Linked DNA regions of Homo sapiens: region 1 is linked to region 2. A link is a loop called in an ENCODE intact Hi-C map of the cell type or tissue named here. Cell type or tissue: pancreas. All regions are shown on one strand. Links, peaks and the distances in the headings refer to the core of each region. The heading gives the core; the rest is flanking DNA. Region 1 overlaps BSN (bassoon presynaptic cytomatrix protein). Region 2 overlaps BSN (bassoon presynaptic cytomatrix protein).

Region 1 (15,186 bases), core at 2,315-10,314, 91 kb after region 2:
GGCAAAACTTCTAGTTTCCTCTTTCTTCTTGCCTCTGAAAACAAGTTATTTGCACTACCAGGCAGGCTCAGAGGAGTGAGCCTGGAAGGGGAGGTATTGCCTTGGCATTGGAAGGGAAGGTGTTGCCCCCAAGAGTCCCCACCAGGCTCTCTGGCTAATTTGAATACAGGGAGAACATGTTTGCTTTCCTCACTCAACACTCAGGGGTGTAGAGGTTTTTCTTTGTTTCTTACTATCTAGAAAAGGAGGTGATTGTGTAGCTCTGGCGTCTGCCCCTGGAACTTTGGATGGTCTTCCCAGGGCTCCTCACCCCCAACTGGGGGCCTGAGTAGGGACAGCACAGAGGCTGGTGCCTGCTGCTCTTCAGTCTCTGTTTCCACGGCTCAAACCAAAGTAAACAACAGAATGGCCATGTAGGTGCAAAGTACCAATGACAGCATGGACCCTTGGGTGGGCTCCAACACTCACCCTAATAAAGCTGGGGAGGAAGGGGCGGAGTGGAGGCAGGCAAAGTGGCAAACCGGGTCTGTTGGGAGCACCAGATCAAGCCTCCCTGTTCTGTCTGCTCCCTTCCTCCCTTTCTTCCACTGGCTTAGCCTGCATCATAGCTCCCCAAAAGTGCCCTGGCAGGAAACCCCCTTCTGACTCTGCTCTATGGGTGGTGTATCTTAGGCTGCCAGGCAATCAGTGCTAAGTACCATCATTTGCAAAAAGTGCTTTCAGCACAGGAGGGGAGCAGAGATGAGTGCTTGGCCATTGGGAAAGTCCTATTCCAGTCTGTTGGCTTCCGAGCCAGCTTCGTGTGCTACAGCCTGCATCCTGATCCCTAAGTCCAGAGAAATATACATCCCAAAGTCAAATTATGATATCTCTGCTCAGCTGCCCAACAGCAAATCACAACCCCAGAGCAGCAGCCCCAGACCTGGAACTCCCTCCCTCCTGCCCTCTTCCCAATACTCAAAATCTGTCAAGGGGCGCCTGTCCCACACGACTGTCACTCCAGCTGAAGGCCAACACCCTCCACCTGGCTTCATGAAGTTTACTGAACAGGAGTGAGGGCTAAAGAGTCAAAGTGACACTTTTCCTATAGTGAGAGACTTTTCTCTGTGGCTCTGGTGGCCTGAGCTTCATCTCTGACTAGCTGCAGATTCTAGAGCCAATAGAATGAGCCAGGCCTTTCAAGTGAACTGCCCAGTCTGAGCCTTAAATTCTATAATCTGTTTTAGCAGCTGTCTGTGAAGATGAGGATGGACGACAGTAGGCCCCTGAGCCCTCCAAGCGTCCCCCACTGAGTCAGAGCTCCCAGAGGTCAGGAACTATACCCTCAATCAAGTTTAACTCAAACATGATCTAGGGTAATAAATAAGGGCATAATCTACCTGTTCATCTTTCTATCCTCAGCCCTGGGCATGGAACCTGACATCAACTAGTAGGCACTTAATGGCAGGCCTCATGCTGAGTGCTTTCATTTCCAATGTTTCATTTGATAAGGTAAATATTTGTTTAATTGAATGCACTTGATTCACTCTCTTGGAACCCTAGTATTGCCTCAATTTCCTCCTCTCCCTTATCTCTTTTTCAGGGTACTTGTAGGAACCAGGTGGCATTAATATTAAAGCACTTGCAGGTGAAGTGCTACTTTATTTTTCCAACCCAGACTTGAATACCCAGCTGCCTACCTAACATCTCACTTGGGTGCCTCTAAAAAACAACTTGTCCAAGAACAAACTCCTGGTCTAGGCCCATTCCTCCTCCTCCCTGTGTACACCAGATGCCCAGGCCAAAACTCAGAGCTCCTCCTGACTCCTCTCTTCAACTCTTCACAGCCAACCATTCAGCAATCCTTCTGGCTCAATTTCCAGAATATATTCAGAAGTTGAGCACTTTTCATCACTCTTACTACTCAGCCCCTTCCCACCTCCCTGTCCTGCAAAACCCCGCACCCCACCATGATCATCCTCTCATGCCTGAATATTATTGCTTCTGCCTTTGGCTCTCAGTCTTAGCAACACAGAGAAAAACAACTTATACATTTACCATTTTGCTTCAGCAATCCTACTTCTAGGAAACTATCGCACAGACACACTGGTAAAATTACAAAATGCCACATTTTCCAGATTCCTCACTGTGCTTCTTTTTGTAAGAGCAAAAGACTGGACACAGCCCAATGTCCATAGATAAACCATGGCATATCCACATGGTGAGGCACAGTGCAGATGCAAAAAGGAATCAGGAGGATTTCTATATTCTGCTACAGGGTGATCTTCAAGATTGATTACATGGAAAAAAGCAAAGTACAGAAGAGTACTTAGAGTCTGCTACCTTTTACATAAAAAAGAAAGGTAAACAAATATATTTTTCCCTTAAATTTGCAAAAAGAAACAGTGGGAAAAATCTGATAAAAACTGTTTCTTATCAGAAAGGCAAAGAGAATAAAGTAGAGGGAACAAGATGGAATTAGACTTCTCTCAATATATCTTGTTTTATTTGGAATCATAGGAAAGCTTTATATAATTTTTAAAAATTAAATTTTAAAAAAGTACGGTATATGCCATTGTTGTTTTCAATTCTTTACTTTCCATCGATTTCTGTTCTCTGCCATGTGTCTTTGCAGTTCCTCCAACTAGAGGCAGAATATATTTTTTCCAGCTGTGGCAGACTGTATTTTCCAAAAATGGTCTCAGCAAGATTTCCAGTCCCACATGTACTGACAGAGTCCACGTCCCCTCCTTTTAAACCTAGGCAGGATCTTGTGACTGTGTTAGTAAACAGAATGTGGCAGAAGTGACACTGCATGTCTCTTAAGACTAAATCATAAAAGTCAGTACGGTCTTCCACCTGTCTCCCAACCCCTACCTTGCCCTCTCCCCACCCTTGGAACTCAGCAACCATGCTATGAGGCAGCCCAAATGAGCCCACATGGAGAAATCATATGGAGAAGCCCTGGGGCTCCCAGCTAACAGCCAGCATCGACTCTCAAACATATAATTGATGAGCCTTCAGAAGATTCTAATCTCTGGCCTTCAAGTCTTCCAGCTGAAACTCCAGACATTGTGAAGTAGAAACACACTCCATTCTACTGTGCTCTGCCCAAATTCCTGACCTGCAGAATCTGTGACCAGAATAGTGGCTGTTTTCCACTACTAAGTTTTGGGTTAACATGTTACACAGCCATAGTAACTGCAATACAACTCCTTGACTTGGGCTTAACCATGAATTGCTTGACTACAGGAATGTTAGCAGATGTGTCATCAGGTCAGAGGCTTGAAATGTGCTGTGAGGTTAGGCACACCCTCTTGTGTGTCTCTCATCTCCGTAAGAAGAACATGCCCCAGCTAGACTGCTGTCCAGGGAAGATGAGAGACACACTGATCTGACCTGGACCCAACTGCAGCCTGGAGCCCGGTCTAGATCAGTGAATTCTAGCCAGCATGCAGATGCATGAGTGAGAATAAAAAATTGCTATTTGAAGCTACTGAGTTTGGGCTGGTTTATTGTGCAGAATGACGGTAACAACAGAAAACTGATCAAAAAGTAATCCTTACAAATTAAAGGCAAACTGGGAAAAAAGAGCTTAATTTTATATCCTCTTAATCAGATAACCACAGAGTAGAATCATTTCTAATAACTCTAAAACAGAGAACTATATATCCCTGAAAAGGGATAACCTAAGGGCAAAGGGAACCAGAAGGAAGTCTTAAACTACATTCATGAGTATTATCATTAATAAAAATATCTACATTATTATTTAAAAACAATCCATTGAAAGGAGCATCAAGCATGGAGATTCAACCCAGTTTGGAGGGCATCTTCAGGGTAGGACTGTGTCTTTTTCCTTCTTGTGTTCCTGCTATTGACTGCAATGTTTAATAAATGTTTGGTGCATTAAAAAAAAGGTTGACAGATAATTTTTATAGAAGAATTTCAGCTAATTTTGCAACCTGTTATGAAATAATGGATCTAGCTAAGGATCATTAGTGAATGCTAAATTCATCAGGCAAAAAAAAAACTGATAAGGACTTTATAATGGATTAATCACTGATACTACCTGAATCCCCTAATCCTTTTTTTTTTTTTTTTTTTTTTCCTGAAACACAGTCTTACTCTGTCACCCAGGCTGGAGTGCAGTGGCACGATTTCAGCTCACTGCAGTCTTGACCTCCCAGTTTCAAGTGATCTTCCCACCTCAGCCTCCCGAGTAGCTGGGACCACAGACATGTGCCATTATGCCTGGCTAATTTTTTTGTATTTTTGTAGAGATGGGGTCTCACTACGTTGTCCAGGCTAGTCTCAAACTCCTGGGCTCAAGCAATCTGCCCATCCCAGCTTCCCAAAGTGCTGAGATTACAGGGGGGAGCCACTGCACCCAGGCCTGATCCATCTTTTCATCACTAAAGTAGGTCAAGGAGACAGACATACTGCCTCCTTCTGGGATACAATAGGAAGTACACAATACCAATGAAGTGTTCTTTCCAAAAAGATTGAATCTATTCTGATCTAGATCTAACTACCAGTTTATAGGAAATAAAAGGACACTAGGAAGCAAGAAAATAACTTCAAGAGGATGTGCTTAGGCAAAACCAAAATGAGAGATAGTCTAGGATAAATGTCCTGATGTCTTCACCAAATAAATGGATTTGAAAACAAAAGGAGCAAGGAGACTGTTAGAAACTTACAGAACATATCAACCAAATGCAATATGTAGACGTTGTTTGGATACTGTTTGAACAAACTAAAATGTCATTTTTGGGGCCAGGCACAGTGGCTCATGCCTGTAATCCCAACACTTTGGGAGGCCGAGGTAGGCAGATCACCTGAGGTAAGGCGTTCAAGACCAGCCTGGCCAACATGGCAAAACCCCGTCTCTAGTAAAAAAATACAAAAATTAGTCAGGAATGGTGGTGTGCACCTGTAGTCCCAGCTACTCGAGAGGCTGAGGCAGGGAGAATTGCTTGAACCCGTGAGGTGGAGGTTACAGTGAGTCAAGATGGCGCCGCTGCACTCTAGCCTAGGCAATAGGGCGAGACTCCGTCTCAAAAAAAAATACATTAAATAAAATAAAATGTCATTTTTGGAACAATAAAGAAAAATTAAATATGGACTGGGTATTGGGTTATAGTAAGAAATTAAAGTTAACTTTGTTGGTTGTGATAAATGCCATTGAATTAAATAGTAAAGCACCCTCTAACTACTAGAGGTACATCCTAAACTATTCATGAGTGAAATGATATATTTCTATTTTGAATGAAAATCCTGGCCGGGCGCGGTAGCTCACGCCTGTAATCCCAGCACTTTGGGAGGCCGAGGCGGGTGGATCACGAGGTCAGGAGATCGGGCCCATCCTGGCTAACACGGTGAAACCCCGTCTCTATTAAACATACAAAAAATTAGCTGGGAGTAGTGGCGGGCGGCTGTAGTCCCAGCTACTCCGGAGGCTGAGGCAGGAGAATGGCGCGAACCCAGGGGGCAGAGCTTGTAGTGAGCTGAGATCGCACCACTGCACTCCAGCCTGGGCGACGACAGAGCGAGACTCTGTCTCAAAAAAAAAAAAAAAAAAAAAATTAGCTGGGCGTGGTGGGTGGGTGCCTGTAGTCCCAGCTACTCGGGAGGCTGAGGCAGGAGAATGGCATGAACCCTGGAGGCAGAGCTTGCAGTGAGCCGAGATCCCGCCACTGCACTCCAGCCTGGGTGACAGAGTGAGACTCCGTCTCAAAAAAAAAAAAAAAAAAAGAAAATCCTCTAGTCCAAAAAAAAAAAGTGGAGGAATATAGATAAAACAAGTTGGCAAAATGCTAATCATTGTTGAAGCTACGTGGTAGGTTTGCAGGAGAGACTTCAGCCTACCATCCTTTCTTCTTCTTTTCTTCTTTTTTTTTTTTACCTTTCTCCTTTTATGTGTGTTTGAAATTTTCATCTGCAGAGCACTTGCTGCTCCTAGAGATACCTACCCTACAGAGCCAAAGGCCAATGCACCCCAAAGACAGGCCAGCATAACATGGCTGACCAGGAAAGGACAAATCTGCACAAGGGTTTCCTCTGCAGAGCACAGGGGCTGCCATGGCTAGGGTGCAAGGGGTGGTTGCCTCTCCAATCCAACCGTAGCTGTCATGTCACCTGAACTATGAGTGACATAGTCTGAAGGACAAGGGGCATTCCTCTTGCAGCATGAGAACACCCTTCCTACACATTTATGAGAGTTTTCAGGCAGCTACTCCCACTACTCAGCCATCATCACTCCAAACCTGAGCTGGCAAGGCCTTGGCCTTGAGCATCCAACACTGGCCACCCCACTCCAGGTCAGATGCAGGGGTTTAGAAAGTAGGCTCACAGGGCCTAGGAAGGGGAGAAGTTCTCACAGTATGGTTCCTGAAACAAGTACATTGCCTTAGTTATTACCCCCAGTTCATGGAACACAGTCAGGTTCCAAAAGAGTCTCACTAGGTTGGAAAGGATCTCTAAGTATAACCAGAGAAAACATAGCAGAGACTCATGCAGGCCTCCACAGATTCACACTTGGGCTGTGTAAGTCCAGGATGGAAGGCCCCAGACTTCGTGTGAAGATGCCCAGCATGAGGCTGGATAAGTGTGGGAGTAGCTGCCCAAAAGCTCTCATAAAGGTGTAGGAAGGGTGTTCTCATGCTGTGAGAGGGAAGGCCCCGCATCCTTCAGACTATGTCACTCATAGTCCAAGTGACATGCTGAGCCCTGGACCCTGTTCTCTAAGGCCTCTCTGTACTTTTAGGATACTGACAGCCTTGGGCAGGGCAGTCCAGGCTGGCAAGGGTCTCAGAGTCCCATCACAGCCACAGGAGCTGGAGAAGTGAAGTCCAGAGAAGAAAATCAGGATTGAGGAAGTAAGCGCAGGGACCTCAGCCCTGGCACGTGGCAGGTACAGTGAGCGCCTGCTAAACCTGTGAGCAAAAATAAGTCAGCGGTGCTGGAGAGCAGAGCCAAGACCAGCAGATAGGAGGTGTAAGGAAACCTGATTCAGACAAACAGGAAAAAAGAACTCTCCAGCAGTAGAATCATCTGCCTGAGAAGAACCAAAGGCCACTGATCTTGGGTGTTCACACCAAGGGAGAGCTGTAGCCCCTACAGAGTATGACAGCAGACATTCTGGCATTTGTTGGGGGTTGGATACAATGCTCAAAATAAAAGGATATCAGAGCAAACATATAACCTACTGAAGCCAAACCACACTTCGGAAGGAAGCAGCCTCACATACCGGACTTTGACATTGGAGGAGATCTGGCCTGAGCCCACAGAACCCACACAGCTGCAGAAGCTGCAGAGAGAACCACATGTATCTCTTCATTCTACAAATGAAGGAGTCTGCCCAAACTGGAGTCTGAAGATCTAAAGTCTCTTTCAGGCTAGCCCTTCCCATGCCCCACCCTTCCCCATCACAAAGCGTTTGCCAACCCCAGCTCCCCTGGAAATCATGGCCCACTGGCTGCTGCCAGAGCACCTGTAGGAAGTAGGTGGAACAACACTCAGGAGATAAGCAGCCGAGCACAGCTGAGAACAGGGAGCCTGCAGCAGGCTCTGCAGGTCTGGGTAGGAGCCTTGCTGGCTGGCCAACCAACCCAGCACAAGGAGGCCATCAGTTTTCCGAGAGCCCCTGCCTACCAGAAGCAACCCAGAGGTGGGTTGCCAGCCAGCCCCGCCCCTGGCTCCAGGCTTGAATGTGCAGTCATCTTGTCCATTCTGAAAAATCTCTGCCACACAATGGAAGAGCAAGCCTCTTCATTTAGAGCTGCTACAAAGTAAACTAAAAAGTGCACAATGTACTTTTGATTTAGACCTTGTTTTCTATGCTCAATAGAGCTGAAGAAAAATGGGAAGCATCACCCTTCCTTTTTACACATTTCACAGAAATCAGCTGTCAGAGCTGGAAGGGACTGTGGAGATCATCTAGTTAAATCTCTCATTTTACAGATGAAAAAACCAAGGACATACCCAACGTGCATAGCCAAGTTTAGGCAATGCCAGGATTGATTAAAACCTGAATTTCTGACCCCCAGCCAGCATGCTTCCACTATTCTTCTTCCTCCACATCATCCTACCCTGCCCTTTGCTCAAATGTCCTACTTTCTGACCCTTTCCCACTCCTCAAAGCCTTTCCCATCATCTTGCTAAATCTCCCATCTTCACAGAGGAGGAGGCGGGGAAGTGACACAGTTCTCCACAGCATTCGGCATTTTGGTTTGCTAAAGTCTGCTAGCTGGCTGTTCTTCTACATCACTCCTCTTAGGCCTTTGGAGCTTCCCAACAGAATACGTGAATGTTATGAATGTGTTTTGTAAGCTGTAAAATACCATACAAATATATGCTCTACTATTTTAGAACATGAAATAATGCAACCCCTTTTAATCATACTCTCATTTCTCTTACCTCTGTGAGACAAAGAGAAGGCAGGAGCAAACTCTAATTTAAGGAAGAAGAAGTTGAGGCTAAAGATCTGGACAAGAGTTCTCTCTCCCCACACCATGGGCCCCTTTAGGGCAGAGCCTATTTTATGCTCCTTCTTTTATTCCTCACACTTCACCCAGGGATAGGTATCCAAAAGATGTTCAGCAGAGTTTCCTGAATACATGGATAAAATTTCACTTTAAAATTGTTCCATTTCTATGTAGAATCTAACTGTAAAAATCCCCACAAACACTCCCATACACAAAAAAGTGTAGGTGACACAGTAGGAGGTAGAAGGGAAGGTTGAGGAGATGTTTCAGTTAGATAGGAGGAATAAATTCAAGAGATCTAGGCTGGGCATGGTGGCTGGCTCACACCTGCAATCTCAGCACTTTGGGAGGCTGAGGCAGATGGATCACTTGAGGCCAGGAGTTCAAGACCAGCCTGGCTAACATGGTGAAACCCAGTCTCTACTAAAGATGCAAAAATTAGACGGGCATGGTGGCACACACTTGTAATCCCAGCTACTCGGGAGGCTGAGACATGAGAATCACTTGATCCCAAGAGGCAGAGGTTGCAGTGAGCTGAGATCACGCCACTGCACTCCAGCCTGGGCGACAGAGTGAGACTTTGTCTCAAAAAAAAAAGAAAAGAAAAAATAACAACAACAAGAGATCTACTGTACAACACGGTGACTATAGCTAACACCAATGTATTGCATTCTTGTAAATTTCTGCTAATAGATTTTAAGCATCCTCACCACAAAAATGGTAAGTATGTTAAGTCATGACTATGTTAATTCACTTGACTTAGCCATTCCATAATATGTCATAATATGTACATATTTCAAAACATCAGGTTGTATATAATAAATATATAGTGCATAATTTTTGTCAATTTAAATAATTAATTAAAAAAATTTTTTTAATGGGAGTGACCCTTGTTACCTGCCTGCAAACACAAATGTAACAGTGTAACTATTAGGAAATTTCCTCACCTACCCTTTCTCCCAAGAACCCAAATGCCTTAATGGTTCTTCCAGCATCTTTGGGAGGTTTGGCTCCCCACACAAGCCAGTGGCATTGAAGAGCTCGGGCTCCTCTGGATACAGGGGTTAGTCCCAGATAGGACTGGGTGGGGTGATCCTTGCTGCTGAGGCTCTTGGATCTCCTCAGTGTTTGGGACCAAGATCCAAAAGCCATCCCTTCTATTTCCCCTCAGGGAAAATCTCTTCTTCACCGTTGGCCCTGACAGCAGCCTCACCCACTTTAGGGGCAACCAGGCCTCTCCAGGCCATTCAAGATTTGATCTGATCCTGGGGTGATCTAGAGCTCCCTGGAGGCTTCCCATGTGCCTCCATGTGACCCTCTTGTTAGAAAGAAGTAGGGGCCCCAGGTCTCTGCTAGAGCAAAGCTCTCTTTAGAACCCTATGTGCCCGTAAAGACGAATAATAGGAAGGAGAGATCACAGCAGCCCTGTGGCCAGCCTGGGAGCCCAAGGCACAACACAGATGTGTCAGGGAGTATCCCATTCCACAGCAGAGCTGACCAGAACCTAAAATATAAGACAAATGGGCCAAGAGAATGCTAGGGGGCAACAGACCCCCACTAGAAGCCCGATCTGTACAGAAGGAACCACAGAGAGTGAGACACCAAAATTCTATCACCCCTACCACAGGCAGGAGCCCACAGGCCAGTGTCCCAATTCACTCCACAGCTTCAACCACTGTGCTAGTGAGAGGAGATGGCAGAGGTCCCTCCAGAAAAGGAGCTCGGGCAAGTGCTACAAATGCAGGATCAATACCAGCATGACATGCTCCTGGCACCAAATGAAAGGACTGAGCAGGAGTCCCCCACAGCTAGATTGTTCACCAAGTCCCAGCTTACCCAGAGGGCCTCATGTCCTAAAGTGACAGTCAGCCCTTGCTGTAGGCATGCAGGGCTTAGCCACCATTTTACCATTTAAAAAGTCAGTCCCCAGGCAGTAAGTAAAGTCAGGACAGGCAGGGCCTGCAGAAGCTGAATGGCCAAGCAGGTGGAATAAGAAATAAAACACCTAGCAGAATGTCTGTGATGAGGCAGTCATTCAGTAATGGTAGTCATAACTGCTATTACAGTGTTGCCAACCTACCTTCACAGTTAGCCCCAACTTACTGCACATGGCCCACAGGCTCCAGCAACAGGTTCCCCTCACATAGCCCACACATAGTAGGTCTGGCCTTCCACACCCCCACAACTAACAAGAGGAAAGGGCCCAATTCAGAAATGCAGGACCTGTGATAAGGGGAAAGATTTATTAAGCCCCCAAATGTGAGTAGGAGGCTTCCTACTCACATATGCAGGGAGGGCTCCCCCACACTGGGGTGAAAGGCATGACTTTTCTGGGGGAAAAAAAAAACAACTTTCCTCTGAAAGCTTTGACTTCTTAAACTCAGAACCAAACTGACTCAGAGGAAGGAGATCTTTAGAAAAGGAACAGAAAAGTGGTCCACTGCATTGTTCTTTGGCTCCCAATTAGCCCAAACCCTGGTTCTGCTTTCAGTGAACTCTCAGCCTCTCCATGTCTGAAGCCTTCAATAAACTCTTTTTTAAAAAGCTAGAATTTCTTGACCAAAAGAATAAAATTTGAATCTGATTAGCTTCTAGACAGAATTCTCAGTTTACAAGAAAAACATGGGACAGAGGAACATCTTAAATGACACCACAGGGATGCAATCAGCATAATCCTGAATATGAGAAACCACAGGACAAATGTCATAGTTCTCTAATAATAAACTGCAAGGAGCAAAAAGGAGAGAAAATACATAAAGAAACTAGACAGATGCATCAGACAAATTCAATGTGTAGACCCTGTTTAGATCACAATTCAAACCAATAATAAAAGTAAATTCATAAGACAATCAGAAAAGTAGAATCCTGACTGAATATTTGCTGAGTTTAAGAAGAGATCATTATCTTATTTAGATGTGGCTGTGGTGCTGTGGTTATGTTCATGCAAAGCCCTTATTTCTTGGAAATACAAACTGAAATACTGATGATGAAATTTTGGGATGTCTGGAATTTGCTTCTCTAGGGGGTAGGATGTGAGAGAGATAAATTAAACTCAATTGGCCATAAGTTGATGATGGCAGTGGCTAAGCAATGGGAACACAAAAGTTCATTAGACCATTTCCTCTACTTTCATGTATGTTTGAAATTTTCCATAGTAAAAAAAAAATGTTTAAGATAGCATTTCTCGGCCAGGCACAGTGGCTCATGCCTGTAATCCCAGCACTTTGGGAGGCTGAGGCGGGCAGATCACCTGAGCTCAGGAGTTTGAGACCAGCCTGGCCAACATGGTGAAACCCCGTCTCTACTAAAAATACAAAAATTAGCTGGGTCTGGTGGTGGGTGCCTGTAATACCAGCTACTCAGGAGGCTGAGGCAGGAGAATCGCTTGAACCCGGGAGGCAGAGGTTGCAGTGACCCGAGATCGCGCCACTGCACTCCAGCCTGGGCGACAGAGCAAGACTCTGTCTCAAAAAACAAAAAACAAACAAACAAAAGACAGTATTTCTCCTCCTAATGTCTCCATTACATTTTTACATTTTTTAAATCAACAGCACCTTATTAGTCTTAATGATGCTGTGAGCAACTGTATTATCAAAAGTAGCCTGCTTTCCCTGGAGAAATGCAAAAATGGTTGCCCTCTGGGTAAAATTTTGACATCGTCACCATTCAGATGTAAGGTCACTTTAATTCACACTCCATGACATACCCTCTGTGAGATCCAGCCACTGGGGACAAAGAAGATCTCTAAGTGACAAAGGAGCATTATTTCCAGACCTGGCAATTATGTCCTTTCATTTTATCTTTACAAGTTAGTGCCAGATTTTTCTAGAGGCTGAGTTGGCTGATATAATGTAACAAGTCTGACTAATCCCAGACCAGAGATACTATGCCTGACAAATCCATTTTGAAAAAGGAATTCGGGGTATGGTTCTCAGAGCAGCCTTGCCCACCTTCCAGTAAACAACCAGGTTCTCTGTGCCTAGCTGCCTTTGGCTTAGGGTGTCTGTCTCAATAACATATGGGCCAGGAGTGAAGAGAGGCGACTTTGGCATTGATTACGCATTCTGATGGGCAATGATGGAGAAGGGCCTCTGTTGGCTTTGCCCTGGCTTTCCCCCACCACCCTGCACTCAGCCTCATTCTCTGCTCACTGTCCCTGCCTGTGTAGACCACATTCTTTATGCCATTTATCTCTATCTCTACCTCTCTTAACCCAGTCATTTTTCCAGCCTTACATCTCTACCTCTCCTAAAGCTTAGCTGTGCCTCTCCACTCTTCCCAATTAACAACCCTGTAAGCACTGCTTATTTGACATTTCTCAGATACTGAGCTGCCCACAGTGTCTCTCTTAGGGTTCTTCCATGATTTGGCTCTTCAAGAGCTATCTGACCAACCAGTCTGTGAGGTGCTGAAGGACAGGGAAGCACTATATATCCTTTCCATACCATCCACAAAGCCAATAACTGTGCTTGCTCTTGACAGCTGACAAATACACCTTAGCTGATCGACTAGATATCAATTTGCAAACATCAAAACATGTGCAAGTTGGGCCGGGTGCAGTGGCTCCCGCCTGTAATCCCAGCACTTTGGGAGGCCGAGGCAGGTAGATCACAAGGTTAGGAGATCGAGACCACGGTGAAATCCCATCTCTACTAAAAGTACAAAAAATTAGCTGGGTGCGGTGGTGGGCGCCTGCAGTCCCAGCTACTCGGGAGGCTGAGGCAGGAGAATGGCGTGAACCCAGAAGGTGGAGCTTGCAGTGAGCGGAGATCGTGCCACTGCACTCCAGCCTGGGCGACAGAGCGAGACTCCAACTCAAAAAAAAAAAAAAAAAAAACTGACAGGTGCAAGTCCACAGAGCTGGTGTAAACTAGACAGGCTGCCACTGGTCTACATGGCTCCTTCGTGTAATTATTTTAAAAAGTACTTTCTGGGGTACTGATAAAGTTCTGTCTTGATCTGGTAGTGTGTCACGAGTGTATGTATAAATAAAATCCCATCAATATGTGTGTTCCACTGTACATTAGGCATATCTCCATAAATAAGTAAATGAATTAACGAGTGAATGATGCCCCTTCATCTAAGAGGATGCAGCCTACACCAGGGCACACAGCTTGGAGAGTGGAGCCTGGGTTAGAGTTCAGCTTTCTCCCAAACCAGCACTCCTTGGAAAAGGCACAGATTATATAATTGTACATGGCCACCCTGACACCAGAAGCAGAGAGCCCTTCCTTGAGGGACTCTCCAATGCCCAAAGCTCCACATCATCCCGACGGGCTAAGAGGCACCACTATGGGTGTGGCAGCACTGCTACTCATGGGATTCAAGTCAGGCTCTTCAGCAGCAAATGCTGGAGCCACCCCCTCACAGAGTCCAACTCAGCTCAGTATGAGGATGAAAAGACTAATTCAGCCTGGGATGACAAGGTAATATGGCAATAGCATTTAACTCCCCCAGAATCATCTCCCTTTTACCTGGCCTTCTACCCACCTCTATGAGGTTTCTGACTGCCCCGAAATTCAAAATCTTACTGAAAGCAAATATGTCTTTGTGCTAATGCTCTTTCCTGAATGCCCAGAAGCACATTCACAGGGCTTTTTCCCCATCAATGGGCCAATCTGTTCAGCAGCATCTTAGAACATGCTAAATTTGGCATCAGGTATCTGAGATGCTCTAGTGAGAGGAAGTAGAAGCCATTGCAATACTAAAGGAGAGATAAGCCATGGAGCTGCTGCTCAGCTGAGGTGCTATGATAAAATGAATATCAGCTGGAGGAGTAAATCCCACCTCCTAATGGTCTCTGGTTCTGAGCTTTGGGGACAAATAGCCAGCTCACCTCCTGAGTCTGATAGTCACAGGACCTCAGCACCACAGGCTCAGGTATGAGCCTTGCCCACAGCCAGGTAAGAGATTGTGTGACTACTAAATCCATCAGGAGTCCGTGGTTCGCCTCACCCACAGCAGTTCATGGGTCTGCCTGCAGCAGAATGTACAGATGAAGTACAAATGAAACACTAAAAAGGCATATGAGCAATAGACATCAGCCTCCTTCCGGTCCCTCTGAGCTGCCCAGGTCTTTCCAGAATTTCATATGATTGGCTCTGCAACATCTGATAAACTACAAGCAGAGCAGCCTGTTTGGTTATCAGAAGAGAAATGACAAATTCCCCATACAGGGAACTCTCAATAACAAGGTGTTTTTCCATTCAGCTACAGAAGCTTTCCCTTGGAAGGAGAACACTAAAGCCTGGGTGAGCCTCCCTCAAGCTAAAACCCAAACAGCAACTCAACATGCAGCAAAATGGACAGTGTTTGCAGTGCTAAGAGCTGTGTGCTATCCAACTGCATTACTATTATAGCTAGTATAAAATGGACAAATCCCACCTCTAAAAAGGATGCTCACAGGCTGACCTGTCTGCCGCAGGTTTCAAGCTACTAACAGCCTTTCATTACTGTTAGTTGTCTAAGAAATGACTTCTGAGGAAATAAACACACAAGAGGCACAGTCGGGCAGCCAAAGAATAAAAAATTATGCGTCCTCAGTTTATGTGCTTCCACACAGAAAAGCCAGGGCAACATATATCAGCAGACCCACATGGAGCTGGAAGCACCTCCCTCCCACCCCCTGGGGGTTTTGCTACTCCCCAAGCCTATTTGGTGCAAAGATAATGCCTTCCATTTTATCGTGTCATCTCTTAGTAGTTTTCCTGAGTTTTCAGTCTAC
Region 2 (15,186 bases), core at 2,281-10,280:
CAGCCCGGGGCACCTCAGGGACCTTGCCCTGCTCATAGCCGCTGCTCACTGCTGGGCCACTGTAGCTGGTTTCAGATGGGGCTGAAGACATGGGCACAACGGGGCTGGCGATCACCTCATAGTTGGTGGGCACCTTCTGCTCCAAGTCGGCTAGCGATGTCTGGCGTGGCTTCTGCAGTGGGGCACGGCTATCAGCGGGGACTGGAAAAAGGGTGCTCTGTGTGGTTGGCATGGGTGTTTGGCCTGCATAGTGGCCTGTGGGGCGGAAAGCCTGCTGGTTTGGCAGGCCAGGCTCAGCTGGGTAACTGGCACCAGGAGGAAAGGCAGGAGCTGGGTACGTGCTGGGGCCAGGGTAGGTGGGGGCCTGGTGGGCTGGGAATCCGTTCTGAGTTGGCCCACCACTGCCTGCAGAATACTGTGGGGCTGGAGGCTGGAAGCGGGGCTGCTGGAAGGCAGTGGGACCAGAGGGGGTGGCAGGAGCAGCGGCAGTGGCAGGGAAGTCCACAAACTGGCCAGCGGGAGTGGTGCAGCCCTGGAGCCGCAGCTGGTTGAGCTCACTGTCCGATAGGTAGTCACGATGCTCGCCAAGACCACGCAAGGGTGGGTAGTCACGGCCACCCCGGTCTTTGGCCAAAGACTCTTTGCGTTGTGTGATACCCAACTCCAGGTACTTGAGCTTGGCGTCAATCTCCTTCTCCTCCTCATCCAGCTCTGCCTGCTTCTTGCGCAGTTTGGTGGACTCATGCTCCACCAGCCGCAGGTCCCGGTCCAGCTCCCGGAGCAGGCTGGCCTTGGTAGCAGGGACAGTGGTGGGCCCCGTCAGCCCTCGCTGCAGCAGGCTGGCTGCATACAGCTGTGGGGAGGCCTGGCCAGCCAGGGGAAGGTGAGCCTCCTCTGGAGGGGGGCTGGGCAGTGTCCGCTTCACCTTGCGGACCAGGCTGTTGGGTGGCAACGCCGACACCTGAGACAGAGGGAAGGGTGGGCAGCACTGAGACCCAAGGTGTGGTGACTTGATGGGGTGTGGGGTGGCAGAACCCAGGCCTGGGCTGGGGAAGGAGCTGGGTTCCATCTTGCTGGTGCCCTGATTTACCAGGCAGCCTGGAGGCCTACCCTGCCCACCCATAGGCCTTGGTTTCTTTGCCATAGAGGGAAGATCTGTGATTATTTTACAGCCCTTCTCTTTCCCAGAGCTTTGGGAAGCAGGAGGGTACGGGCAGATTCCCTTCATGCCAATGTCCTGTACTGGCCCAGCACATGGCTTTGAGAACCCCTGCACATCTCCAATGGGCCTGCCACCCTCTGCCTCACATTGAGGTAAGAAGAGTACAGCTGTGGCTCTGGGTTTGGGGCCTAGCAGCTGACAGGGGTTGAGATCAGTGGAGTATGAACAGGAGGCATGGAGTGGAGAGGGTCCTGGGCCCGCCAGGCTCCCTAGAGGATCATGGGAAGGGACACATGTAGATTGTATGCCAATCGTGGCAGGCTCTGAGTCATTCTGCATCCTGCCCTAGTCCTCTCTAAAGTGGAAGGCTCCTCAGCTGCCTGCCCACCCTCTTCCTCTAGTGCCCTGCACTGCCCTCTGCCAAACCCTCTGGGCTGTGCTCTTGGCCTGGTCCCCAGCTCCCTCCATGTCCCTCGGTCAACCTGCTGTTCTCTGGAGCCACCAGTGCACCCGTAAGTCCTATCCAGCCCTACCTCCAGCAGCATGGCTTCCTGGTCAAGGTTCCCTAACAGTGCCTACCATGGGGTCCTCCTTGCCTACCCTAGACACTCTGCATTGCCTGAAGGTCCACATTGCCTGGTAGTTCACTCTGTCTTCTCCCTTTTTCTCTCGCTCCTAGCCTTCCCAGAATGCCCCATGCCCTTGGGTTTCATGGACCACCCAAATTCCAATATATACTGGGAAGTGACTCCTATAGGATTCTTACTTTTTACCTTGCCAAGTAACTACCTAAAAACCTCCCACCTACATCCACCATATGTCATAATAAAAATTATAGTGTGCCCTCAAAATTTCAGGGTGGGCCTTTTATGGAATAAATTTAGCCTTTTGAACCCCTCACTCTGTTGTCTCTTTTCTTATTTTGGCCACGCATCATGAGTGCCTATCATGGCCTGGTCTCACATGGCCAGCCCATGGGACCTCTGTGCCTGCAGCCAGGACCACCCTGCCTCTCTGACCTGCCCTCCCTGCCAGCCTAGAGTCCTGATCCCACCCACACCCCTATATGGCCTGCATACACCAAGACTTCACTACCCAAGATTATCACCTCCACAAACCCCATTCTAAGGCTCCACTTTTCTCGTCTCTGTGTCACACCCTGAAAATGGGCAAATCTACCTTACGATGCCTCTGGCTCCTGCCTCCTCTGCCAGGTCTCTTCCTTCAGCCCACCCTCCCACATTCTGCCCAGGAAACTTTCCAAAACATCTGCTTTGTCCCATCTCACATGCCTAAAACCTCCAGAGGCTTCCAGGGTCTTTAGGAAAAGCCCATCCTCCTCAGCCTGGCACTCAGTTGTTGGCATTAGGCCCTCACAACCCTCTATTCTCACTTTGGCTGCAGCCCACAGCCAAGCCACTTCTCACAGTCCCCATCCATCACTGGCAAATAAAGCCACAACCAAGGGTAAGCTTATGCTTCTGAATCCCCTATCTAGGGGAGCAGACAGATGTGTAAACAGATTTACCGAGGGCCAGGTAGGGGCAGAGAACACCCTGGGGCAGAGAGCACACTGCAGCCCGCTGGGATGGGCCTCTAGTGCTAGGCCATAGGGGTGTGGGCTTCCTGTGTGGCAATGGAAACCAGGCCAGGACTGAGAGGACGAGAGCAGCCGCGCCAGGTTCATATGACTGATTTTCTTAGGAAACACCCATAGATTAAGTTTGGAGTGGAAGGGGTCCAGACTAGAAGTGAGAGCTGAAGAGGCCTAAAGGGGGAGGTAGCAGGGGCTGGACCAGGTGTGGGTGGTGAAGGGACAGTGCTGGGAGGAGGCTGAAGCTTCTAGTAGGGTATGTGGCTGGAAGGCTGTGGGGGCCCATGTGTGTGTCTGTATCTGCCAGGCTGTCTGCCGGGCTGCAGGCTCTTTCAGATGTGCACCAGGGAGCATCTGCTCATTGACTCTTTCCCCTGGGCCTCTGGGGCCAGAGATGCCTCTACTCCCACCCCAGAAGAAGCCCCTCCCTGTGGGGGCCCCTCGGGCTAGGCAGAGACCCCTGTCCCACCCTGGAACAGCCCCTGTTCCCATACCTGGCTACCCAGTCCCCCCTGGTGCTGGTAGAGGGAGAATCTCTCTTTGGCAGACTCTTCGGCGGTGGGGCTGAGGGGCTTAGGGTCAGACAGGGACCGCTGCAGGGTCTTCATGGGGCGAGGCAGCGTCTGCTGGCGGAGAGCGCTGTCAGCCGTGAAGTGCTTCTGGGGACTCACGTGAGCTTTGTTCAGCCTCTCACTGGAAGCAAAGGAGGTGTCCAGGAGCCGGTGAGGGGACAGGGGTGAGACTGGTGAGTAGAGGACCTGAGGGGACTTGGGAGGCTGGCGGCTCACAAGCTGTGAGAGAGACTCCGGAGGCAGGTGGGCCTGGTACCCAATCTCCAGGGGATCTGGCTTCTTTTTTTCAAATCTGCCCAGAGGCCCTGGGGTGACGATCTGGATGCCAGGCAGGTAGGGGCTGATGGCAGTTGGCCCTACAAGCTGCGGCCCGGCTACACCCTGGGCCTGCCCATCTGGCTCCGTCTGGCAGGCCAGGCTCTCCCCACGCCCAGTCTTCTCTGGCGCCGATATGTACCTGACGATCTCCACCTTGGGATCGGTGGCAGCTGTGATGTGGATGGCTGGAGAGACCCTGGGCAGCTGGTCAGGCTCCGTCTGCACGGAGCAGTCACTGATGGTCTGGATGCCCACGCTGCTCATGGCCCTCACAGTGGCAGCAGCACTGGATGATGAGGCAGTGGCATCGTGCTTGCTGTCAGAGCCTGAGTCTGAGTGGCGGGGAAGACGAGACCTGCGGCGGCGCACTGGCTGCTCCCACTCAGCACTGTCTTCGTCGTCCGTCTGCACACTGCAGTCAGCACTCCGCCGTGCCCGGCGTCGCCGACTCAAGAGGTAGCGGCTCTCCCCATCCTCATCGTCTGTCTGCACGCTGCTGTCGGCAATCCTCCTGACCACACAGGGCTCAGTCCCAGACTCTAGCTCACAGGCATCCCGCAGGCGTGGCATGGAGTGCCGCTTCTTGATGCCACTACGGCTGGCCTCCCACTGCTCCTCCGTTTGCAGTGACATGTCTGAGGCAGAGCTGGGGAGACCCCGGTGCAGCACAGGCTCACGAGGCTGCCCAAGTCCTTCAGGCCCTGCCATGGCAATGAAGGCTGCATGTGTAAGGGGGGGCCAATACTGGCCATTCTGGGCCAACTCAGCAGCCGCTAGGGGAGGCCCTCGGCCAGGTGCCTCACAGGCTGCAGGAAAGGGAGCCTTCTGCCGCTGCTTCTGCTCCTCTAGCTGCTGCTGCAGCTGCTGCTGCAGCTGCTGGATCTGCTCCAGCTGCAGACGCTGCTGCGCTAGCTGTTCCCGCTGCAGTGCAAATTGAGCCTGGCGTTCCTCTTGCTGCTGCTGCAGCACATGGTGCTTGATGGTCTGCAGCTCCTGCAACTCCCGCTGCACCAGCAGCTGCTCCTCCTCACGGTGCCTCTGCAGCTCCACACGTTCCCGCTCTAGCTCCTCTTGCAGCCGAAGTTGTCGCAGCTTCTCCAACTCCACCCGCTCCCGCTCTAGCTGGAGCAGCTGCTCCTGTTGCTTCCGCTGCCTCTCCTCCTGTGATGCTTCCTCTTTCTCGAACCCTGGCCGGCTGAGGGCCCCACTGCCACCCCCAGGAGCAGCATCTGCTGGTGGCTTCTGGCCAGCTAGTGGGGCAGGAGCTGGGGCTCCTGCAGCCTCCTTGATGGCAGCAGGGGTGGTTGTGGGAAGAGGCTCTTCCCGTGCAGCCCCTACTGGCATCTCTGGCCTTGAAGGGCCCCCAGCCCCAGGGGCCTTGGCAGCAGCAGGTTTCCCCAGATAGACAGGCCCTTCTGCAGGTGGAACACTGGAAGCAATGGGAAATCTACTTGGTGCAGGATAGCGGTACAGCCCTGTGGGTCCAAGAGGTACCCGGGGGGCAATCATGGGCACACGTGTCAGACTGGTGAGTGGCACGGCTGTGATTCCACCAGATGCGTAAGGCCTGTACATGCCACCACGCACCATGGGCCGCAGGACTGAGGCAGGCTGGGTGGTGATGGGCAGTGTTGCAGCAATTGGGGTATTGATAGTCGAGTAGATCATGCCATCAGCTGCACGTACAGTGGCTGTGGACGGCAGCAGCTGTCTGACTGCTGTTCCTTGGCCTGCTGCAGGCCCATACTGGGCCAAGTTCCCAGGACTTGGGTGGCCCTCTGGAAAGGTGGGGTTACCAAGGAGTCCAGGTCTGAGGGGAACCAGACTCTGTGGAGCACTGAGCCCGGGCCCGTGCTGGGGCTGGTACTGCACAAGGTCAGGGCCACCACCACCACTGCCATGCCGCCCACCATACTGGTCCATGGAGTTGAGGGCAGCGCACATGCGACTGATTTCACGGGCTGTGGTGGCACTGTACTGGGCCAGGCTGGCCTCCTGGAAGCCAACTGCATCTCCCCGTGGGCCGTACCTGTGGTCTGAGTAGATGTTCGACACTGAGCTATAGCGCCGCATGGGAAGCGGGTGAGCCAAAAGGTCTGTAGGATGACGCAGGTCCGTGACTGAGCCATACTGCAAGCCCTGCCCTAGGTAGCGTCCATCCGCAAAGCCCAGGCTGTAGGAGTGCTTCAGTGAGCTGAGGTCCATAGCCGAGTCTCGTCCAGGACCCTGGAAGAGCTGCCCGATCCTCTGGGCATGGTAGTTGAGGCCAGCCTCAGCCAAATTGGTGTCAGACATGGAGGAGTACAGCCTACCAGGCAGGCCTTGTGGGTAGGGCCTCTGCTCCTCATGGGGCCCAGGCCCCACCACCCCCTGTGCCCGGTAGGTTGGGGGCTCAGGAGGCTCAGGGTCCCGGGGACCATAGAAGGGGCTGCTGCTTTGGCCAGGTGGGGCAGCATCTGCCATGCTCTTCTCAGGCACACTGGGGGCCGGGTGGAAGGTGCCAGTGCAGCTGCTGCCAAAGGGGAGCTTGTAGACCATGTCACAGCATGCCAGCTGGCTCTCAGGCCTCATCCCGGTAAGGTCCAGGGCACCCGCAGGCTCCTCTGGGAGCAGTGTGGTCACAGTGCCTGCTGTGCCCTCTCCCATCTGCACCACCACTGTGTGTGGCTTCCTGGCACCTGGCAGAGCATGTGACCGCAGCTCTGCAGGGGTGGCCCGGTGGGGCTCGGCACCTGGCTCTGGCACTGGGCCTGGCTTGAGGCCAATGCTCTGGGCGGTGCCCATCTGAGTGATCAAAACGTCTCTTCTGGCCAGAGGAGCTACTTGGTTGGGTAGGTTATATCTGGCAAACTTGGCCTCCCTGGGTCTTCCCCGGGGCCCACTTCGGTATGGGGCTGTCTGGACAGCCTGCTCTACTTGTTTGACCTGGGCCAGGCACACAGGGCTACCCCCACCCTGGCCAAAGTCAAGGCGGCTCTGGTAGGGGTCTCCATAGACCACAGGCTGCTTTTGTTGAGCCATGAACACAGACGAGGCCATGGTGATGCTCACGGTGGTGGCAGTAGCAAGGAAGGTATGCTCCTGGGCATTGAGGTTGATAACCAAGGGCTGCACGGCGGTCGACTGCCGTCCTGGGATTGGATCCAGGGCAAGACCATACTTCCTCGCTTCCACAGCAAGAGAGGTGAGGTCCATGCCCTGGTCAGTGAGGATGATGGGAGTGGGCTTGACAGCTGTACGGAGGTCTACCACTGCAGTGCCAGGGGTCCTGGGGCCTGGCTCAACCCTAGACGTCCCAGGGACAGAGGAGATCCGGCACAGGGAGATGTTCTCAGCAGGGAGGGCACCCCAGCCATATAGTGCCAGGGGCCCATCTGCACCAGCACTGGGCACCCGTGGAAAGCCAGGTGGCCCAGGTGGCTCTGGGGGCAGCTGAGACACACTCGGAGGTGTTGTCTGGCTGTAGCCATGGGTGGTGGGCTGGGTTTCAGTAGGTGAGCAGAGCGGGGAGGTGGAGGCACTGGCATGTACCATCCTGGTCTGGCTGGAGGCGTCAGATGCCAGCGTGATGACCATAAAGGGAGCCTCTTGAGAGGACTCCTGCCACACCAGGCGAGGCGTGCTGGGTCGATGTGGTGTTTGTGTACCCTGGGCTACCATAGGTGATGGAGTGGGGGCACCAGGGCTCCGTGGCATGTCTGAGGCAGGGGCTGGACTTGGCGTCTGTGTAGAGAACTCTGCTGTGGCCCTTGGGCCCATCTTGCCAGGGGAGAATGTGGGACTCTCTGAGGGGGAAGACGGGGAGAGAGGTGGGCTGGAGCTTGCAAAGTAGGAATATGCCCGGGAAGGCTGAGGAGTGCCACCCTCACCGTCACTCGCACTCAAGGGCTTCTCTCTAGCAGCTCGTCCAGCTGCAGCAAGGCCACTGGGGGCCTGGGGTAGATCCTCAGTTTGGGACCCATAGTTTGCAGTGGTTGGGCTGTGTCCATAGCTGTGGGCTGTGGAAGATGGTGAAGGACTACGCTCGGAGCCTGCTGGGGAGGCTGGAGTCATATATCCTCGTGGCAGCCCAGCTGGACAAGGAGCCACAGCTGTGGTGGCTGGGGTCCCAGGGCCCTGGGAAAAGGGCATGCCTATCTCCTTGGAGGCTGAGCTGGGGGAGGCAGGAGAGCTGTGCAGCTTGAGGGGGTCCTGAGTCTCCTTTGCAAAATGCTGAGTGACACGGACATCGGGAATAACTCGGCCCCCGCTGCTGTCTGAGGAGGTGGGGGTAGAGAAGGACACAGGGGCAGCGAGCTGGGTGGGACTGGTACCAGGGGTAAGGGGGCCACCATTTTGCTTCATTGGGTCCATGTATGCACTCTCAGCATTTAGAAACTGCTTCTCCTTCTTTTTGTCCTCAGCAAAAGCCAGGTCTCGTGAGGAGGCCTGCCGCATGCGGACTATGCTCTGTGATGTCTGAAGGATTTCTTCGTACACGGCTGCTCCCAGGCTGGCTGGCGTGCCCTCTGCGGCAGGCTGAGCAGCCTGGCCATACTCACGGTCTGTAGTGTCTTGATATTCGAAGGAGCCCAGGCCCCGGGGGCCTGTGGGCTGAGAGGGGCCGCCATGGGGTCCCCGGGCCCCTGCTGCCTGGCCTTGCTGCCTCTGGAGCAGCTCAGCTTTGCGCATCATCTCCTCATAAGCCTCCTCAGCGCTCTTGAGCGGCCGTCCGGAACTGGGAGTGGTGGAGCTGCCGGAGGGTGTCTCGGTTGGTGAGTAGAGGGACATGAAGGTGGGCAGGTTGTACTCACTGCCTGACTTGTAAAGCCGGCTAGGGCCACCATCCAAGGCCTCAGCCTCAGAGTCAAGGGAGGGTGAGGGTGAGTACTCAGAGCAGGAGGAGCGGTGTAGCTCCTCCATCTCGGCCGCCTGCCTCAGCTCCTCCGTCGGGGAGGCATCCTCGATGGGTGACAAGTTACTGGGTGGTGTCTTGGAGCGCTCTCGCCTCCGCTGGGCCCGCAGTTCTTCCTTGTCCCGCCGGGTCTTGCGGGCCGTGCTGCGGATGCGCTGCTGCTCCACCTCCCGCATCTTCTCTTGCTCACGAAGCAGCTCCTCTTCCTCCCGCAGCTCCTCCTCCTCTGAGGAGTCCTCGATGGTGGGTAGCAGGGGCCCGTGGGAGCGGTGCCGGGCCTTGCGCTGCTGCTTTGCTTCTTCTAGACGCTGCCTGCGGCTGGGGCTGCTGTCACTGTCCTCCTCTAGGGAGGACAGAGAGGTGGGAGAGGTGCCCGAGGTGTAGCTGGGTGTGGAGGCAGGCAATGTAGAGGAGTGCTCACCACGGGAGCGGTCCTCAGGGGAGCCCGTTAGGCTCTCCATCTCCAGCTCAGGCTCCCGGTCCAGACTGGGGTCTGGGCCTTGGCCCAGGTCCAACTCATGACCATAACTTCCCGTGCTGTTGAGCTCAATGGTCTTGAAGCGACGGAGCCCACCCTGCAGGGTCCCACTGCCATCGGTAGCCTCTGCTGAGCCTCCCTCAGGGAGCAGCTCCTCATAGCCCGTGGTGGCATTGTGGGGCAGGCGCCTCTTGGGCAGTGCTGCTGGTTCTTGGCTAGGCTCAGGCCTGGGTCTGGGGCCACCTTTCTGGGTGCCATGTTTGGCCAGGCCACGCCCGGAGGTGGCAGTGTCATCCTCCTCCAGGTTGTCTTCCTCGGCGCTCATCTCGAGAATCTGCCGTCGCATGAAATCCTCATCAGTCAGTTCTGCTGCCCGGGCTGGGGGCTGGGGTGGAAGAGGGGACAGGCCACCCTCACTGCTGTCCTCCACATAGTCGTGCCTCAATTGGCTGCCAAAGTCGTCTGAGGACTCGGCAGTGTCCTGCTGCTCTCTCCGGCGCCTCCACTCAGCAGAGTCTTCGTCTTCCTCCAGGATATCCTCCAGCTCCTCATCAGAGTCAAAGGCCTCAGGCGTGATGGACAAGGAGTGGGGCCGCTGCTTCTGCTCCTCGCCAGTACCGCTGGAGAGTGGCTTGCTCCGCTCACTTGGGGCCAGGCCCTGGGCCTGCAGCAAAGGCCGCATGCTGCTCCCCACCTTGTGGATCTCGGAGGGGCTGGGTGGATGTGGCCCTGTCACCCCTGCACTGTCCAGCTGTTCCACCTCCTGCTGCACGACTCCTGTGATCTCACTCTGGGAGCTAGAGATGCCGTCAGAGGAATAGCCTGTGTCACTGAGGCTCTGTGGGCTCCGAGACGCATCCTGAGAGTAAGGCTTGCCCACCAGGTCCTGCAGCAGGGTGAAAAGCAGACACTGACTCCCCATGGCAAAGCTCGTGGTGGGAACCCAATCCTCCCTGTCAATCCCAGGACCCTGGGGAAGAGTCTGTCCATTTCCCAAGGGTTTAGGGCCCGCCACCCACCCTATCTCCTTCTGGCCTTGAATAACCTGAAGGTTCCATGGCAAGCCCAAACCAGCCCTTGGTCTTCAAAGAGAAACTTTACTAGATCAAAGGGTATCAAAACCCAGCAAAGCATCTGACAAGGTGCCAGACACAGCACCAGTGTAAAACCCACAGTCTCCAAGCGTGCCAGAACCTCATCTAGACTTTCCTTCTACTGTGTCCCTTCCCTCCTGTGTGGCCCCAAGGCACCTGTCCTGAGCCTACAGCCTCAGCCACCCAGGGAGGCAAGCCTTTCCATAGACTGTCCTGTCTGAAAGCTAGGGTCTCTGGGAAGTGAATGGGACTGACCTCCGCCTCCCCACCCTTGGGGGCTTCTGGAACAGCCTTGACGACAGGGGTGGCAGGTTCAGCCCTCCTCACCCCACTCTTTACTTTAGGAGTCGCAGGGGTTGGGGTAGTCTCTGGAGGTGGCTTCGGCATGGGCTCAGCTTTAGTGGGGACTCGGGTCTTCTTTTCCTGGACACTGCTTGGGGTCTTGCTGGGTTCAGAAGCCCTGAGGGGCTTGGCCTGGGGGCTGGCCTTGCTGGGCAGAGGGCTGGCCTTGGTGGATAGAGGGCTGGCCTTGGCAGGCAGGGGGCCTGAAGGCTGGCCCAGCCCCTGTGGCCCTTTCTGCTTCAGAGGGGATGTTCCAGATGCACGGTGAGGGGCCCCTACAGGGGGCTGCTGTGAGGTGGGCGGCGGCAGGGGGGTCGGCTCTCCTAGGCTGCCCTCCAGTAGCCGCTTGGTTTGGCAGTTCAGACAGAGCCACTCTGTTTTCTGCAAGGAAATGGGAGAGGGGGTTGATGAAAATTAAAAAGACACTGAAGTCCTCAAATAATATTTCCATAACTATTTCTGTAACCTTAGGGAGGAGAGAACTTTCAAAGCATAACACCAAAGACATAAGGAGAAAAAGACTGACCAATTTACTGCCCCCAAATAACAAATTCCCCTACCTTTAAGATGAACACACACAAAGTCAGAATGCAAGTAACAACCCCAAAGAAGAGTACTTTCCTTAACCCACAGAGAACTTTTCACCAGGCCAGAAAAGGGGGAGAACTGTGGGGGATGGGAGGGCCTAGCCCTAAGCACAGGGGAAGCTGAGGTCTCAATCTGAGGGAGCAAACGGCTCCTAGTGGGCTGGTATGGAGTCCAGCAGTTGAGAACCCTTGTGGAAGAGGAGTGGCATCCAAGCATGGAGCACTTCCTGGAGGCACTATGCTTCCCCTGCCTCCCAGCTCTCAGGTCTGACTCCATCCTTCCCCACACTCTTTCCCAGGTAAGGGCTATGCTAGATAGGGTGCAGACTCCTGGGGCCAGGGGAGGCTGTCTGGGAGTAACCCTGCTTGGTGGAGGACAGAGGGGCTGAGCAGTCCTCCCTGCTCAAATCCCCAGCCCAAGTCACCTTGTCTAAGGCCAGCAGAGACCCTCAGGTAGAGGCCTCCTCCTGCCCCCAGGGCTCTGGACTGTTCCTCTGATGGGGACTATGTGTGGTGGCCCTTGTGTCAGGGGCCCTGCTCCTTCCAGAGCTGGACTGGGATCAAATTCTCAACCATCAGTCCACCACTCTCAGGATCCTCTACTGTTTCAGGCCCAGTGCTGGGGGCTGAAGACAGCCATGACTCAGCAGACAGACAGGCACTGGCATGCAGCCTTTCTGGAGCCCACAACCCCAAACAGGTCATTTACAAGTATGACACAGGTATCAATGGTGAAGCCCCCAGAACACAAGAAGCGAAGTCCATGTCTCCCAGCCCCAGCTGCTTTGTACAGGCATAGGGTTTGGGCATCTCTGAGGCCTAAATGGGTGATTCCTGCAGCAGGTCTGAGGCTGACAGGGGCATGTCTCCCAGTAGCCTCCTCCAGAGTCAGGGCTCCTCCTTGGCAGGATTTGAAGTCCTTCTCTGGCCCACATGGGATGGAGAATGAGAGTTACAGTGGAGCCCAGAGCAGGGTCCCACAGACACCTGTGCCTGTTCTTACTCTGTGGCGCAGAGCCTTAGTGCTCCATCCGTCCTGCAGGGAACTCACTCATCCCAGGTGCCTGGACATACAGGCTCCCACCAGCAACTCTGCCACCGAGGTGGACCATAAGAACCACAAGGTCACAGAGCCAGAGGACTGGAAAAGGAGGTGACCTTTGGCCCTTGCCACCCCCAGGAAGGCTGACAACCTCAGTACCCTCACTTCACATGCTGCCTCTGGCAGCCTTGGAAGCCTGGTACCCCCAGGGTGCCTGCCCTTAGCCTGGCATCCTAGGGCCACCATGGCAGATAACATGTCAATGATTCTGCCCTGGTTTGCTGTCCACAGAGAGCTACACTCCACTTCTCTGCTCTGGGCTTCAGCAGAGGCTAGGCTGGGCAGGTGGCAGGGCCTTGGTGTGTGTTGAGGGACAGGCCTGCTCCCCAGGCTGGTTACTCAGGGTCGAGACTGCTTCTCTCCCACTGGAGCTTCTGCTCTTCCCCGAGGCCCAACCTCATGCACAAGTCCCAGGCAGAGGAATGGGGCAGTGGCCCAGCTGTGGAGGGGGACCCTTTAGATGCCCTACATACATATACTCACTCTGTTCTCTGCACAGCCCAGCCCTAACACCACTACTGACTCCCTTGAACCTTATCTGATGCTCAATGTGTCTCCACACAAAACCCCACAAGGCAGTAAGTGCTGGCCACTGGCCAGGCCCTGGGCTCACTTGGCCTGGCAGGGTGCACCCCCAGAGGTGCCTGGGGAAAATACAGATAGGTTGAGACCGAGCCCCAGATGAACAGGACATGGGAGAGCACAGAGCCTGATCCAGGAACCCTAGCTCACATGCCCCCAGCATCACCTGTGTACACAATGGAAATTCCCCCATGTCAGAAAGGACTGTGAGATGGCAAAATGACCCTGGAGAGATGGCAGGGCTATAGGCAGAGATCAAGAGAGAGAGCTCTGGAAATGATCAAACAGCCCCTTCCCCAGCCCTATGGTCAGCATGATGGGTTTAGGATCTAGGCCCAGTGGGCTGGCCCAAGGCAATGCTGCCCTAACTCCACTTTGGAGCCCTGTGCACACCCATCCCATGTTAGGCCTCTCAAAGTTTGGATATCTGCCCTGGCCCACCTTGGTGGCCTGGCAAACTCCTAACCCCATCTCTGGCCTGCGAACCCCACACAGAAGCAACAGTCTAAATGAAGCAAGTCACCTTGGAAGGGTAGTCTGGATGGAGGAAGCAGACCTAATGTTAAGTGCTCTGACCAAATGCTGGAGAGGCCAGCTTGCCTGAGCCCAGAGGCCCAGCTCTCAGCAGAGATGTTACCTGTGGTCACATGCTCCCTGGTGCTTTGCTCCTTCACACATTTATTCATGGAGACAGCCAGGTTGCAGGTTGCCTGGCAGGCCCTCTTGCTCCTGGCTCTGCTATAGTAGGCAGTGAGGAAGGGAGAGCAGGCAGGAAGAGGCGTGTGAAGTAAGGGCTAAAAATAAACATTGACCTGGCTGCTGGAGGCCCTTCACAAGCCCTCTGGGAGTGGGGAAGAAGGGTACAGGGCACTGGGGCTGGTAGGAGTAGAGCCAGGGGAGACCTGGCCCAGGCCCAAGTCTTCTGGGGAATGAGAATCGGGTGGAAGGCAGGCCATGTAGAATCTCTGTGCCTGGGGGCTGGGACAGCTGGGGTCCCAATTCCTTTATTCATTCTATTCTCATTTTCTCCAACCCCAACATACCCCTACCTCCATCCCAATCATTCATTCCCTTATTCTTCCGCTCGTTTCCATTCCGCAATTTCAGTGTTCATTCCTCATTCAGCCATCCATTCATTGCACAGCCCTCTCGTACTCTGCCTCACTCAGCCCATGCCAGCTCCAGTCCTTGGGAAAGTGCTGCCTGCTTACCCCTTCGCCTGGCCTCTTTGACAAAAGGGCAGGGGATGGATAATGGGGTGGCTCTGATGACTACTTCTGCCTCATTCCCTCTGTCCAGTTCCTTTCTAGGGCAGGAAGATACAAATTCCCCAAGGACAATCATCAACTAACAGTGGGAGAGGCAGGTGTGTATGCCATCAGATGGCACTCAGTGGTTCAGGGCATCACTATTTAGGGTAAAGAAGGGGAAACGGGATGACTGAGTTAGTGGGGTGCCCTCTAGGCACGTGAGAGCTGCTGCCTTCTGGGACCACTGGCCATTGTGCCTTGTGAGCCAGGACAGATCCTGCACTGTCTGCCATCATCTGAATGAACCTACATTCCACGTAATCTCTTCATGTGTGGAGCTGGCCTGCATGCCAGTATGGTTATGGTGACACCGTTCCAGTCAATGCCCTATGGCCAGCTGCCTGGCCCTAAACACCCTCAGCCCTGCTGCCAGACCAGGGGGCTGTGAATGAGAACTCCAGAGAAAAGGATGCCCAGGGGTCATCTTGGAGGACACTGGACCACAGGGATGGCCATCACTGGTGCTGCTATTCCTCTCCTGACTCTGCGACCCTGAGCCTCCCTGTTGCTGGACATGCCTAAGCTCCTTCTTTCTGGGCCTCTTCCTCCCATAAAATAAACCCACCATGGTGTCCCCAGTGTGTATCCTTGTAGCTGGGCTGTAACCCCCTCACCCCCCAGCACCAAATGTGTTTGTTCCCTGTGGGGCATCCCTCATACCAAAAGCTTACACCAGCCACAGGGTCCATCCACACCCAGATAGGGGCTCATGGGGACGCTTCCTTTCTCACACAGAGACCCTCTTTTAGGATACTCCTGTTCCAAAATCCTGGCTTAAGGGCTGACTGTGTCAGGCCTTGCATAAGCATCTGAGGTACAGCATCTCACCTGGTTCTCACGGAAACCTAAAAGGGAGTATTGTGGTCCCTATTCTACATGGGAGGCAACAGGACCTCTGGCCTGATGCCCCTGCTGCAACCCCTACCCCAATGAGCAAGCCCAGCCCCATGTATCACAGGTGCAAGGGACTTTGCCCAGGGAGGCCCGACTTCTCAAGGGCACAGCTGGAATTTTGGCAATGATGATATAATAAGAGACTGGTAATGTTACTGTCACAATTCCAATTCAACTAATTTCTTCACAAACTCTATTTTGAACTGAACGTCAATTAAAAATTAAGCCAGAGAGTACTATTATCCTTCCAAAAGACA

Evidence for each region. A loop is a pair of places that touch in the nucleus more often than their neighbours do. Peaks named below come from ENCODE experiments on the same cell type or tissue, not always from the same donor. Only the 100,000 strongest peaks of a DNase experiment are listed, where the experiment ranks them.
Region 1: a loop joins it to region 2, with 1.9 times the contacts of the local background. A loop is called at or near these places in 13 of 110 quality-filtered maps.

Annotation. Positions count from the first base shown.
Region 1 is chr3:49,555,689-49,570,874 of GRCh38, reverse strand. All of the region lies in intron 1 of BSN (bassoon presynaptic cytomatrix protein), which reads right to left. Among named protein-coding and RNA genes, the nearest start is that of BSN, 8.8 kb to the right of the region's middle. In pancreas, for the core only: no CTCF peak of the experiment used is centred there; no DNase peak of the experiment used is centred there.
Region 2 is chr3:49,646,261-49,661,446 of GRCh38, reverse strand. BSN (bassoon presynaptic cytomatrix protein) reads right to left here. Exons shown (of 12, transcript NM_003458.4): 4 at 10,368-10,835; 5 at 3,251-9,904; 6 at 1-961. Among named protein-coding and RNA genes, the nearest start is that of APEH, 20 kb to the left of the region's middle. In pancreas, for the core only: no CTCF peak of the experiment used is centred there; a DNase peak (open chromatin) is centred at 5,486.